Regions from separate parts of the Homo sapiens genome. Here regions 2, 3, 4 and 5 are each linked to region 1. Evidence: chromatin contacts called from ENCODE Hi-C or POLR2A ChIA-PET data. All regions are on one chromosome and are shown on one strand. Each heading gives the region's core, a stretch centred on a gene start or an enhancer-like site at or near the end of the contact. The rest is flanking DNA. Distances are from core to core; before and after follow the strand shown.

Region 1 (2,557 bases), core at 44-2,543:
ACTTGTTCTGAAAAGTATTAACTGTCCTATTAACGTTAACCTTCACAACACAATGCCTTGTGTTCAACTGGCCTTGGCCTCAAAGCACTTTCCTGGCACATTCCCTGAATTTAAAGAACGGTTTCCATACAGCTGAGAGGGTCGAGGCAGGGGTAAGTGTAGAAGACGCAAGAAATGGAGACACCCTGGGAACAGAACTCTAGACTGCACTCCAACCGTAGCACTTACTAGGCATTCGACTCCAGGACCTTGACACTCGCGCTCGCTGGCGGCGAGCCCCGCCTCCCCACTGCGCCTCATCTCCCAGACAGGCCCCGCCTCCCCACTCAGGCCCCGCCTCCCCACTCAGGCCCGTCTCCTCACTCAGGCCACGCCTCCCCGCCCAGTCCCGTCTCCGTACTAGGGCTTGCTCCAAGCCCTGCTTCCTCGCCCAACCTGGCCTCCCCACTACGGCCTAACCCCAAGCCCTTCTCGTCCAGCCCCGTCTCCACACTACTGCCTGGTCCTCAACTCCGCCTCCCCACTCCGACCCCATCTCCCTGACCAGCCCCGCCTTTACGCTCAGGCTCCGCCTCCCCGCCGGGTCTTGCCTCCAAATCCCGGCCCCGCCTCCACGCGGCCCCGCCTCCACGCGGCCCCGCCTCCACGCTCGGCCTGGCCCCAAGCTCTTCCTTCCTGGGGCACTCTGTCTCCGCACTCCGGCCTGGTCCCGAGCCCCGCCCCGCCTCCACACGGCCCCGCCACCACACGGCCCCGCCTCCACGCGGCCCCGCCTCCACGCTCGGCCTGGCCCCAAGCTCTTCCTTCCTGGGGCACTCTGTCTCCGCACTCCGGCCTGGTCCCGAGCCCCGCCCCGCCTCCACACGGCCCCGCCTCCACACGGCCCCGCCTCCACACGGCCCCGCCTCCACACGGCCCCGCCTCCACACGGCCCCGCCTCCACACGGCCCCGCCTCCACACGGCCCCGCCTCCACACGGCCCCGCCTCCACACGGCCCCGCCTCCACACGGCCCCGCCTCCACGCTCGGCCTGGCCCCAAGCTCTTCCTTCCTGGGGCACCCTGCCTCCGCACTCCGCCCTGGTCCCGAGCCCCGCCCCGCCTCCACAGTCCCGAGCCCGCCTCCAACCCTGCCCTGTCCCCACACCCAGCTTGGCCCCGAGCCACGCCTCCCACCCCGCCCCCACACTCCCGAGCCCCGCCTCGTCTCCACACTCCGGCGGCGCCTCCCTACCCGGCCCCGCCTCCGCGCTCGGGCTGCCAGCCCTCCCTTGCACGTTCCGGCTCCTCTTCTATCTTCACGCCCACGCTAGGCCCTGAGCCCAGCCTCCACGTCTCGCCGCCAACTCCACATCCTGGCTCCTATCTCTGCCTTCCAGGCATCTCCCAGCTGCACGCTCGGGCCCGGCTCAGAGCCCTAAGCCCTGCCTCCCGGTCCTGGCCGGGTTTCCCAGAACTGCACGGCGCCTCTCCGCCCAGGCCCAAGCGCGAGCCCCTCCTCCACACCCGAGTCCGAGCCCCGCGTCCCGGATTCGGACCCGCCTGCCTGGGGCGGTGCTGCACCAGGTGCGGGTGTGGCAGGCGTCTCGGAGCGCCAGGTGCAGCTTCCTGGTCAAGATGGTCGCCGCCTGCCGCTCGGTAGCCGGGCTCCTGCCACGCCGCCGCCGCTGCTTTCCCGCCCGGGCCCCGCTGCTGCGCGTCGCCCTCTGCCTCCTGTGCTGGACCCCGGCGGCTGTGCGCGCGGTCCCTGAGCTCGGGCTCTGGTTAGAGACAGTCAACGACGTAAGTGGAGTGTCGGGACCCAGGCGTGGCACGTCTCGGGCCGTCAGGGCCGTCGTGCGGCTTCGCTTGACCCCGGGCTTGTTCACCCTGCCTCTGCCGGGTCAGCACCGGGTCCCCTGATACCCTCCCTGAGCCTTTTGTCTGTTACAGCCGGGGAGCGGGGAGCGGCCCCTCCTCCGGCCCGACCTGGGCTGCAGGCAAGAGCCGTCAGGATTGCGCATGGGACGGCCCTCGGGTCCGAGCGCTCGGACTGTTACTGAGGGTCACCATGCCCGACGCCGTGGCCCTCATTCTGCTCTGACATGTTTTGGCTGGATCAGGAATCTCTCGGCACATCTAGCAGCATCTTTGGGATTCGACTCTTCCTGTCCGGATGCAGCCACAGTGGGCCACACCCCTGAGGCCGCAGGGAGGACTTGCCAGCGCTTCAGTTTCTGCATAAACTTAGAAAGCGGGTCTGCCGCTTCCTTAAAAAAAAAAAAGAAAGAAAAAATTTAAATGAGGGGGAAACGTGCAGTAGTCACCCTACCTCTATTTCTCTCTTCTTGAGTTCCTGAATTTCTCTACAGTTCCTGTCACAGTTCCGGGAGAGAGAGTGTGTGTGTAGGTGGGGCGGGACTTGTGATTAGGGAGTGCTTGAAAGGCGAATCTGGAGGCATGAGTGGGTGGAAACTCTTCTTTCCAAGGCAGGCTATTAGAAAACTTGGCGTCTGGTAATTAGAGGAGATGATGTGGGAGAGATGCAGGGGCAGAATTATGGAAAGTCTTGCAAAAGA
Region 2 (2,557 bases), core at 24-2,523, 1.7 Mb after region 1:
AGAACATTAGTATAACAGAAACATTTGACTTTTGTTAGCTAATGTTCAGTGTGAAAGTTACATAGAGGATAAACGTGGAATCTACCTTGTCTTAAGAGCCCTTCTGAGATCCTCAAGAGCAATGCCGGAAAACTTGGCAGATCTCAGTCTAAAAGGAGGTGAAGAACTCAGCACCCCTAAAAACAACCATGAAATTATGCTATGAAAACGTGAATAACTCAAGGTAAGATTCATCACATCGTTTTTTACTCTTCATCTTCAAACTCAAAGCAAATCAATGAAAAGGACCAAAATGTGTTAAACATACTTGCCACCTTTCTCAGTACTTTCATGGTATCCACTGCACGCTTCAGATTATACTTAGAGAGATACGCGATACGGGGCGGGCAGGGAGGGGGAGTAATATACAACATACGGCACATTTAAGAACAGTTAACTACCAGAAAATAGCTTCTCTGAGTTTCACAAATACGGAACTCCATTCACCTCTCCATCCAGAGGAATCCATCCCTGGGGACAGCGTCTAGACACTGTTTCTAAAAGTGTCTTTTCTGTCCCTGATCTGCTGGAGTGGAATTTGGTTATCGGAGAGTAAGTGATTTGCTGTGGGTCTTGAAGGCACCTTTCCAATCTCTTCAAGTGGTAAAAGAAAAGGATTCTCCATGCTCCTCCACCCACCTCTATCAAAACATCCAGTCATTTTAAAAGAAACAGCTGGGAAAAGAAATCATCCTTCTGTTTTGGAGCGGGGAAGACAGTTAAGGCAGCGACGCCTCCCCGGGGAGCCGAGGCGAGGGCGCACGCACGGCTTCCTCAATTGCCAGCGGTGGGCGCAGGGCTCCGGCGCCCCTGTCAGCTCCCGCTCCCTCCGCCCCTAGAGACCTTCACGGTTTCGGTCAAGGCGCTCCTGCTGCCACCGAGGGCAGGAGGTGGTGCTGCTGGTGGGCACTCCGTCCCGGTTTGGGCTCCGGTGATGTCGGGGCCCTTCCCTGCCTGCCTACCTGGCCTTCCTGCCCCGCGATGGCGTCGTGGCGGCACCATGAGCGGACCGGTCAGGCCCCGCAGCCGCCCAGCGCCACGGCCGCGGCCTCGGACTCACAGAGCTGTCACCGCGCCTGACATCGCGCCGCACTGGAGGCCCAGCTCCTGAAGACGCGGTGCCCCTCAGGGAGAGGCTCCCGACACCACCCAACTCCACTCGGCCCAGGAGGGCGTGGAGCGGGTGAGGGGAAGGGACGGCACAGTCAGCTATGGCCGCGGAGGCCCGGAGATCTGCTCTGGCCCCGGCCCCGCCCCCGGCTTGCCCTCCGCGCGGCCCCGCCCCCAGTCCCCAGCCCGGAAGCGGTGGCGCGCGGGTGACGTCATAGGGGCGCGACGGCGGACTGCGCGCGGTCGCGTATGCAGCGAGGCTTGGCGGAGCTAGGGGAAGTAATGCGAGGCTCTGGTCGCCGAGCGAGGGCTCGCGGCGGCGAGGCGAAAGAAGAGAGAAGATAGGAAGAAGGGAAGTAGGGCGAGGTGGAGGAAGAAGAGGAAAGCGAGCGTGGGTGTCTGGGGCAGAGCAAAGGACGAGGGAGTGGCTAAACCTCCGCCCGCCTTAGAACGAAAGCTGGCCGTTCCGTTTCACAAACTGCGAACCTGAAACTTCGGATATCCCTTTCTCGATGACAGCCGAAACGCAAAGTGGCTTAGAGTACTTTTGATTCTTGAAACCTTTTGTATATAAACAAGATCTCAGCTCTAGGAGTTACAACCTACATCCTAGGCCAAGCTACTTCAACTTCTCTGGTCCTCGGTTTCCTTGTCTACGATAATGATAGTACCTGCCACATTGGTTTTTTGTGTGTATGCTAGGATTGCATGAGTTTACATATGTGAAGGACGTAGATCAATTCATGGCACATAATAAGAACCTCACAGACGTCAGCAATTTTTTGTTCGTTCGTTTGTTTTGAGACAGGGTCTTTCTCTGCCACCCAGGCTGCAGTGCAGTGGCACAATCACAGCTCACTGCAACCTCTGCTTCCCGGGCTCAAGCGATTCTCCAGCCTCAGCTTCCAGTGTAGCCGGGACTACAGGCGCAAGCCACCAATGCCCGGCTAATTTTTATATTTTTTAGTAGAGACAGGGTTTCGCCATGTTGGCCAGGCTGGTCTCGTACTCCTAGTCTTAAGTGATCCGCCCGCCTCGACCTCCCGAAGTGCTGGAATTACAGGCATGAGCCCTGCCAAATGTTGGCAGTTATTAAACTGTATAGATTTGTTCCTTAAATATTTTGACTATTCCATGAGAAAGGTTTGTCCAGCATCTTGATTTCTATCTACAAAACAAAAACAAGACTAAAGGGTTCAGTAATTTAACATCTTGGTCAGATGGCGTGAAGAAATTAAATTTTCTTACTCCTATAGTCGCGATGTAGTGTACCTCTTACCTTTTAAGTCTCGTTTCAGTGAAGTTGAATGCATATTCTAGCAACTAATAAAACAATACCAATGAACATTTTTTAATTGATCGAATCAGTTTCAAACTATCAGCATCAAACACCTCTAATAAGTCATTC
Region 3 (2,557 bases), core at 31-2,530, 1.4 Mb before region 1:
TAAATATTTATATTTCCAAAAAGAAACTAGAAAAACGGTTACATGTGACAGAGTGGGACAGTAGTCAGGTACAGGAGTTCTCGGTAAATACTGTTCTAAATCTTCTTTTAGTCATATAAACGCATTGCTTATTTTTAAAACTAAAAAAAATAATAATTCTGAAGTTTGAATGTCTCTCATGTCTTATAGCAGAGGGACAAATCCCTATTTCAGAACCTTTCTTCCAAAATATGTCTAGTAGGCTCGCCCAAGGTAAACATTTCATATTCTAACACCAACCACATTTCTCTAGTAAAATGACCTAAATGCACTGTAATAGTAAAACATCCAGTTCATTAAAGCACATTAATCTTTAGTAAGTCAAAACAGGACCAGGAATATCTGCTTTACCTTTAAAAAAGGGGCGGGGGACTTCTGAAAGAAAATAATTTGCTGGCTAGGTTGAAGGTTACAGAAAAAGTCTTAGAGCAAATGGATTTTTGTTTTGACTGCATTTAACAATCTCGGTCTTCTGATCGCAAAGAACTGATAAAACGGACCAGTTTTACTTCCTGAACCTATGACTTAATTGTTTTAAATGCCTTTAAGTAACAGTCTGGGTAAATCATCTAAGTCATAAAACAAAGGCGTGGGAACTTTAAGTAAAAAGTGAGTGATGTTAGCAGGTTGGCACACATCACTCAATAATGAGCAAAGCTATTTTTTTTCAATTTTTTTTTCTTAAAGTACCCTGTATTCAAAGACTTTTAAAAAATAGCAGTGAGATTATGGATAGGAGAGCAACTTTAAATTCGTTCCCTACTGTAGTCGAATTGTTAAATACGTGACTTTGAAAACGTATCACAAAATCTAAACACAAGGTTCAGGATTTTTGTTAGGTTGAACTGTCAGGAGGGGATTCCTTACAAAGAATAAACGAGAGCTCTGAGGGCCTAACGAATTATCCAGATTGCTCCAAACGGCCACCGCGGCGCAGATGGGCGGACAAGCGCCGGGCCTCAGCGGAACCCAAGGTGCCGGAGCCCTCCCCGGCTCTCAAGCAGCCCACGGCCTTGCTGGGTGGGACACATTCCAAACCCAGGAAGGGGGCGAAGGGGGCAAAAGAAGGCAGGTCTGGGGCGGGCCGGGCCCGAACCCCAGGCGCCCCAGCCCCCTGGGCTTCCCCACCCCACCAGACGGACACTTACTGAAGGACATTTTCCGGGGTGTCCATGGCCAGAGGACGCTGGCCGGCAGCGGCCAAACCTGAACCGCAAACTAGAAGCCGCCGCCGATTCGAATACCCCGCGCAGCCGCAGTCGGCTCGCCGAACGTTTCAGGGCGCCTGCCCATTGGTGGCGGCGGCAGAAGGTTGGCCAATCACCGGGGCCGTTGCTCGGAGGTCAAGTCCCACCTCCCTCCCTTGAGCCAGTAGCTCCTCCCACTTCCCGTGGTTTTCGGTTGAACCGAAACCTGGCCGTTGGCTGAGCGAGCGCGGGGTGTTTGGGATGCGGCACGGCGAGGGGGAGCAGGCTTGGCTCGGGCGTAGGGAATTGGTTTTTTTGTTTTAGCTATCCAGGTTGTGACTGGTTTACATAATTACACGATTAAGCCATCATTGTAGGAAAGGCTTTGCAGGAGAAAAATGTCTTAACTGGAGGTCTTTGAGACAGAAAAACCCTGCCTCAGCCCTTGGGTCCTGAGAGTCGCGTTTCTTCTCCCCTTCGCTTAAATATGTAAACCAGAATCATTATGTTTGGTTCATGGAACGGAGGAAAAAAATCCGTGTGCAGGGTCGAGACTGTCGTGGCGGAAGCCGCAGCACCCGGGAGGCAGGTGGGGAGAAAAAACGGGACCTGCTGCCGGGGACCCCTCCCGCTTTCTGGCAGTTTTCTATTCAGCGTCCTCGGCTGTGAGAAAACATCCCAGATGCTGAAACCAATAGTCTTAGCCCAGAATCTCAAACGCCGTGGCAAAGAGGGAGTGACGACGGCCTGTGGAAAAACCTGAGGAGTTTTGGGCTTAGCGCCTTCATGTAGAGGGGACGTGGAGGCGGGGAGGGCGTTCTAGGGTCGGCTGCGTAATTATACGAGGCACTGGAAAGTGATGGGTTAGTGTCCTTGGAGTAGACCCCTGGGTTTTATTGAACTGATCTGAAAGGCTGGGCCCTGAGCCACACAGGGGACCTGTCAAACAGCTTCAAGCGGAAGATGGGGCTCACGGGACTGGACTCTCTCTGCAGCCAGCTGTAATTAACACAAAAGCAGAAGAGTTTGGGTAGATTATAGAATGCCAGCTTTGAACATCTTTTGGGGGACAGGGCACTCTGGGAGACCAAGTTCTTAGACACCATAAAATCAAAAATAGACACCTCTTTGTAGAGGAGTCCAGATGTCTAAAGAGGAAATATGTAATAGGCTGATGTTTCTTTTGTTTTTTGTTTGTTTGTTTTTTGAAAAGTTAAAATACTAAGTTTATAAAGTGAAAAAGTTACAGTAAGCTAAGGTTGACTTATTGGAAAAAATGTGCTTATACTATGGAATGAGACCACCACTTCTCCTGTTGTCCCTCCCAGCTT
Region 4 (2,557 bases), core at 36-2,535, 1.2 Mb after region 1:
CCTTCCCCCTATGGCTGCTTTGACCTTCAACACCCTCGTTGCAATAGGGAGAGGGCAATAGAAAACAATTGCATGTGGAACCCCAAAGAATCAAGTGCACTGAGAGGTCATTGGGATCCTCCCTAGCCTTGCCCAAACAGTGCCAGGACAGAGAGTCTTCTTTCTTAAGACCCAGGGAGATTAGACTGCTGAGGGGTCAAAGGGGATCTGGGCTTGACGGCCCTTAAGGTGAGGCTCTGCACACCTGCAGGATGGGCAGCCTGGGGAGGCTCAGTGGGAAGGTGCCTGAACCCTGGCATGTCTCATTGCCCTCGTCTTTTCTGGCTAAATTGAATGGAAAGCTGGGTTGGAGTTGAACTCATCTGGCAAACAGGGCCCAGGTCTGCCACCTTTCAAGTTATTTCTGGAATACAAAGAGGTAATGGGAGGAGAGGGGGTCTTGGGGAATGGATGGTTCCTAGCCTGCAATGGTGCCTGTGGGGTTGGCCATCCTTGGATCACTGCTTCTGTCTGGCTCCGGTTTGCTCTGATACACCCAAGGCCACCACTCAGGGAGGCTCTAGTGGGATCCCTCAAGTCCCCCCATTGGTGGGGTTTTGCTTTGCTGAAAAGCTTCTCTTCCCAGTTCAGGACCCCAGGACAAGAGAGGGGTGAAGAGAAGCCTGGAAGCTCGCTGAAGCTCACTCTCTGGACCTCGACCCTGAATACTGTCTTCATCTCAGGCTAAATATGGGGAATGTGGTGGAACAAAAGATTTCTGTTTAAGGGTTTGGTGCTGAATCATGAGTATTTCTGAGCCACTTAGATGGTTAATGGGGGCAACAGGATGGCATTCTTGAAACTGGCTCCCAGGAAGGAGGGCAGTTACATTCTGGCGGGTGCCCTGCGTCAGTGTCTGCACTGTGGGACTGTAAGCCGTGGAGGCAGGAGGTCCTCTCTTAGGCTTTTCTCAAGTCCTCCCTTGTCCTCCCCTTCAAGGCCTGAGCCCTGAATCTTACACAAAACAAAGATTTAAAAGACATGGGCTTGAGAAGCAGGAGGGAAACGAATGCCTGGAAGCCTCTGGACTTCTGCCCTCTTTCCCCAAACAACCAGGTACACTGCCCTCCTGCTGCCTTCTTCCATCACAAACAGCACCATCTCCCAGGCCCTCTGTATAATCTGAGGACTCCCAGCTTTCAGGTAACCTTTGACCCACCCTTGCCCCCCACCACTCCATCCATCCTGCCCAGCAGAGGCCTGGGCAGCCCCAGGGACTTACTCAGCAAGCTGGAGTTGGGGAAGCGCCAGGCCTCGCTGTAGGAGGAGTAGGGGGTGTGGCCATAGGCATTGCCAGAGTATTCACTTCCTGTTGGAGGCACACAGGGGAGAGGCCTGTGAGGTGAAGGGCATCAATGCAGGGCTGGGGTGTGGGAAGGTCTGCAGGGCTGGCAATGGGCAAGCTCAGGAATGGTTGGGGAGACAGTTGGAGCCACGGCAGGGACAATGGAGCTCAGAAGGTCCCTCTGTCATCCCTTTTGGAACCCATCGATCTGGAAAATTTGGGGCAGTGTCCTTTTCCGTAGGTACTGGAGGCACTGGCTTGACATACTACAGCCCTCCCAGGAGGCCCAGAAGGTAGATGTTATAACTACCCCCATTTTCCAGATGAAGAAACTGAGCCTCTGGGATCTGCGGAAGCTCCCAGAGCTGGAGGGTTTGGTGGAGCTGGGAAACTGTGCTGTGAGTGTAGGGCCCAGGGACTAACTGCTCCTTCTGCTGCCTGGACCTTCTGGAGAAGGGCTCTTCTGGGAGGGCCCCACAGCAGGGGTATGGGGTTAGGGGCCAAAGAGGACATCCATATATATGAACCTTTTAGCCTCGCTAGGTATGAGTGTGTGTGTTTGTGTGCATGGGGGGCTGAGGGGAGGTGTGAGGGTTAAGGATGGGAGAGGAGGGAGAGCCCCAGAGGGCACACACCCTCAGGAAGCTGTGTCCTGGGACTTGGAGTAGTTTGTTGTTCCATCCTGAGTCTGCCGCTTTAAGCAAACTCAACGTATAAATTTACACAAAGTAAATCAGATCACCTCCTTCTGTTAATGGATTCTTGAGTTTTCCAAAGGAATTATTTACCGAAGAAATTACTTAAGAATTCCCTTACATAACAAAAACAAAGTCAAACTGATCACCACAGCTACTACCGGTGCTTGGTAAAGAGCTTAAAGTTTGTAAAGCACTTTCCCATACATTATGATCTTTTATTCTCAAGACTACCCCATGAGGTACTCATGGATACTACCAATTTATAGAAAAGGAAACTGGAGTGCAGCATGATTAAGCAGTTTGCCTCAAATCACACTGTTGTTAAATGTCAGAGTAGAACTCGACCTTAGGGCTCTTGACTCCAAATTGCAGATAATCCCTTTATTCACTTATGCGATAATTCCATTTACAAAGCTAGATTCCTGCCAACCCTGAGACTCAATGAATGTCCACCCAGCCTTTCAGAAACTCACCTACGATTGGGAGCTATGTGGTTCTGAGTCTCCTTCCCCAGACTCTTTGGAGGGGTTGCTCG
Region 5 (2,557 bases), core at 38-2,537, 1.1 Mb after region 1:
CTGCTCTGTATCACACGTGCATGTGGGTGGGTGACCTGCCCAAAGGTTTGAGCTCTCTCTACCTGCTCCCGTCTCTGCTATCAGGACTCTTGCCAGCGCTTCACCCAGTCTCAGGCTGCATAGGGCAGCGGTGCTGTGTGCCCACATGGGGAGGAGGCCATTTGGGCCCCAGAAGTGGAGAGTCTCGGGATCTGGGGCACGCAGAGTGTGGTGGAGAAGCAGGGTGCACGGGCTCCATGTTGGTATGTTCCTGTGGACTCTGTACCCTGCAGGGAGGGGTGCGGCTGTAGGTGAGCTAGAGCCCGACCCTCTCAACTCTGGGTCAGGGTGGCTGGTCCCCACTGCTGTGTGGACATGCAAGTGAGGGAGTCTCTGGGTCAGCTGGAATCATGAAGACGAGAGTTCAGGGAGGGTGGGAGTGGTGGAGCCTCAGCAGAGAAGTTGACGGTCATTGATGTTGAGGAAGTAGATTGTGTGGAGGGAGGAGAATGGCATGGTGTTTGCGCTCCCCACCAGCCTCACTTACACTTGTGGACACTGCGGCCGGTGTCCTGAGGACGTGTGTTGGGAATTCAGCCACGGGGAATGGAGGTCCCTTGGTTCATATAGTCACAGGCTCTGTATTCTAACCCCAGCTTTGTAATTTTCCAGCTGTGCAACCCTGGGCAGTGGCTTAGCATCTCTGAGCTTGCCTCCAGATCCGGATCTGTATGATGGGGTTATTAATGCTTCATAAAGTAGGTGTGAGGAGGGATTGAGGTACTATTGGGAGAAACTTTGTAACTAAAAGGCAATTGTATCATTTGCATTATTACCAGTGACATGAGACATAGTCACACAAAAATTGAAATGTCATTTGTTTTAAAACCAGAAATTGCCCAACTTAGGGCCCTCCTGTCTCTCACTGGGTGCCCTGCAGGGGACCAAGAGCCAGAGCAAGACTGAGAACCTGGGGCAGAAGCGCAGGGAGGAAGGAGGTGGGGCCTGCTTACCAACCAGGCCTCGGCCCCTTCCCCTTTCAATCCCAGGCCCCTGCATGGCAGGGAGAGGCCAGTTCCACCATGGCAGGTTCTTTCTAGGCTGGTGTGCAGGGTGGGGGCCTCCAAGGAGCAGGGGCATGGGGAAAGGGGCTGCAGGCGCTGGGCCTAGGAAGAGAGGCTCTTATCTTGTGGGCAGGAAGTGTGAGGTGTTGAGCAGCTAGGGAACCCTGGGGAGGCGGCGGGGAGCAGGAGGGGTGTGTGTTGTGGTGAGGAGGAGCGGAAGTCGGAAGCTCCAGCCGTCACAGCCACATTCACTGGGCAAGCCGACTGTGAGCCAGGAAGTGCTCTTGGGGAGCCCAGGCCAAGCCATCCATTCTTGGGTCCTTTGGAGGTGAGCTAAGTGGGTCTGCCTAGGTTGGGGCTGGTGGAACCTGTGGGAGCAGGGAATGTGGAGAGTCACATGTGGGTCCTTGTGGCAGGGGCTGGGGCAGGTGGGCAGGGGAGAGGCGAGGGCTCTGGCAGTGCCGTGTGCACCTGCCATGAGCCTGGGCTAGGCTAGGCCCCTCCTTCCCCCTTCCTGCTCTGTGTCCCGTCCCCCTCCTCCCTCAGCCTACCCCTCCTCATCTGACCCTTCTCTGATTCCCTGCCCTGGCCCCACGGACCTCTGTTGTTTCCCTTCCCTGGCTCCCCGCAGAGCCTCTGGAGGTCTGCAATAGTGAAGGGTGAAGGAAGCTCCTTGCTAATCCTCTTGTGAGTGTCACTGCGTCCCCAGTGACTGCTCTGGCTGAGTACCCAGTGGGGGCTTTTGTGGCCAAAGGTCCCAAGTGATTCTCGACCCTAGACTCTGGAGAGAGGGAGTCTGGAAGGCCTGGGTTTGGGGTGGGGGTGGCTCTGGGTGTGGTTGCTGCAGGAGCTCAGAGTCAACTTGGCCATCAGGGGGCTCCCAGCTTCATCTTGCCTTCCAGGACCATCCTGGAGAAGCTCGAGGAGAGGTAAGGGGACCCTCCTTACTGGTTTAGCTCTGGCTTAGGCCTGTTGTCCTGATGGGCAACAGGAACCACTGAACTCTCAAAGTGTGCCTGTGTAGGAAACTAAGGCCCACTGTAGTCATTATTGTTATAGTGAAGGTAGCTGCATGGAGGGAAAGTCCCCTGACACTGCCATTCCCCCCTTATTCCAGGGCCTAAAATTCCACAGTTGAAGTCACTCCTCTGCTAGAATGCAGGGAAGGGTGGCCTGTCATTAGCTGATGATAAATACTCCTCCGTTCATTGGACCTTGGACCAGCTTTAAAAAGTGGTCCCCAAGCAGGCCTGTCTCCCAGCTGCCTAGGACTCTAGAGCATCCCGTGGCCCCCTCCTCCTACAGACAAGGAACCGCCTAGCATGGGGATCAGAACACAGGCTGCTGAGCTCTTTGTTGGGGAAGGGGGAGAGACCCACAGAAGGGGTGAGGGATGTGGGGTGAGAGGACCCAGGGAGGAGAGGCCCAGCCTGGCCCCAGCCCCCTAGGGGTCTTTGTCCTCCCCAGGCAGCAGCTGTACTGGGTCCCCTTTGTCATTCTGTCCCTACCCCCGT

What was found. A loop is a pair of places that touch in the nucleus more often than their neighbours do. ChIA-PET counts read pairs that join two places held with the same protein, here RNA polymerase II (POLR2A). Pooled maps may share reads with other maps.
Region 2: a map of CD8-positive, alpha-beta T cell shows a loop between it and region 1 (5-fold over the local background). The contact joins the promoter of SLC35F5 here to the promoter of TMEM87B in region 1. A Hi-C loop is called at or near these places in 2 of 168 maps with a recorded cell type or tissue (CD8-positive, alpha-beta T cell and naive thymus-derived CD4-positive, alpha-beta T cell) and 7 of 50 pooled maps.
Region 3: a map of B cell shows a loop between it and region 1 (21-fold over the local background). The contact joins the promoter of BUB1 here to the promoter of TMEM87B in region 1. A Hi-C loop is called at or near these places in 5 of 168 maps with a recorded cell type or tissue (B cell, CD4-positive, alpha-beta T cell, CD4-positive, alpha-beta memory T cell and 2 more), 10 of 37 single-sample maps with no recorded cell type and 11 of 50 pooled maps. POLR2A ChIA-PET finds 5 or more read pairs at or near these places in 1 of 52 experiments (Panc1).
Region 4: a loop to region 1 is called in a pooled map of heart left ventricle, with 8 times the contacts of the local background. The contact joins the enhancer-like site here to the promoter of TMEM87B in region 1. A Hi-C loop is called at or near these places in 4 of 50 pooled maps.
Region 5: a map of B cell shows a loop between it and region 1 (8-fold over the local background). The contact joins the promoter of PSD4 here to the promoter of TMEM87B in region 1. A Hi-C loop is called at or near these places in 2 of 168 maps with a recorded cell type or tissue (B cell and naive thymus-derived CD4-positive, alpha-beta T cell), 1 of 37 single-sample maps with no recorded cell type and 6 of 50 pooled maps.

Annotation. Positions count from the first base shown.
Region 1 is chr2:112,053,976-112,056,532 of GRCh38, forward strand. TMEM87B (transmembrane protein 87B) reads left to right here and starts at 1,294. Exons shown (of 19, transcript NM_032824.3): 1 at 1,294-1,781. The coding sequence starts at 1,617. RefSeq lists silencers at 286-335, 536-1,265 and enhancers at 1,996-2,065, 2,096-2,435.
Region 2 is chr2:113,755,369-113,757,925 of GRCh38, forward strand. It overlaps SLC35F5 (solute carrier family 35 member F5), which reads right to left and starts at 1,274. Exons shown (of 16, transcript NM_025181.5): 1 at 1,002-1,274; 2 at 86-176. The coding sequence starts at 1,041. RefSeq lists a silencer at 1,200-1,429 and enhancers at 1,640-1,819, 2,000-2,049.
Region 3 is chr2:110,676,783-110,679,339 of GRCh38, forward strand. BUB1 (BUB1 mitotic checkpoint serine/threonine kinase) reads right to left here and starts at 1,281. Exons shown (of 25, transcript NM_004336.5): 1 at 1,188-1,281. The coding sequence starts at 1,213. LOC105373554 (a long non-coding RNA gene) reads left to right here and starts at 1,430. Exons shown (of 2, transcript XR_923189.4): 1 at 1,430-1,815. RefSeq lists enhancers at 537-1,457, 1,458-2,378, 1,891-1,950, 2,211-2,300 and a silencer at 981-1,380.
Region 4 is chr2:113,218,831-113,221,387 of GRCh38, forward strand. PAX8 (paired box 8) reads right to left here. Exons shown (of 12, transcript NM_003466.4): 11 at 1,262-1,348. Among named protein-coding and RNA genes, the nearest start is that of PAX8-AS1, 16 kb to the right of the region's middle. Within about 2 kb of position 1,286, at least 11 of the 41 ENCODE cell types and tissues checked have a DNase peak (open chromatin) inside an H3K27ac peak, as active enhancers do.
Region 5 is chr2:113,172,684-113,175,240 of GRCh38, forward strand. PSD4 (pleckstrin and Sec7 domain containing 4) reads left to right here and starts at 1,288. Exons shown (of 17, transcript NM_012455.3): 1 at 1,288-1,371. All of the region lies in intron 1 of LOC124907872 (a long non-coding RNA gene), which reads right to left. RefSeq lists enhancers at 1-130, 131-631, 861-930, 981-1,150, 1,771-1,860.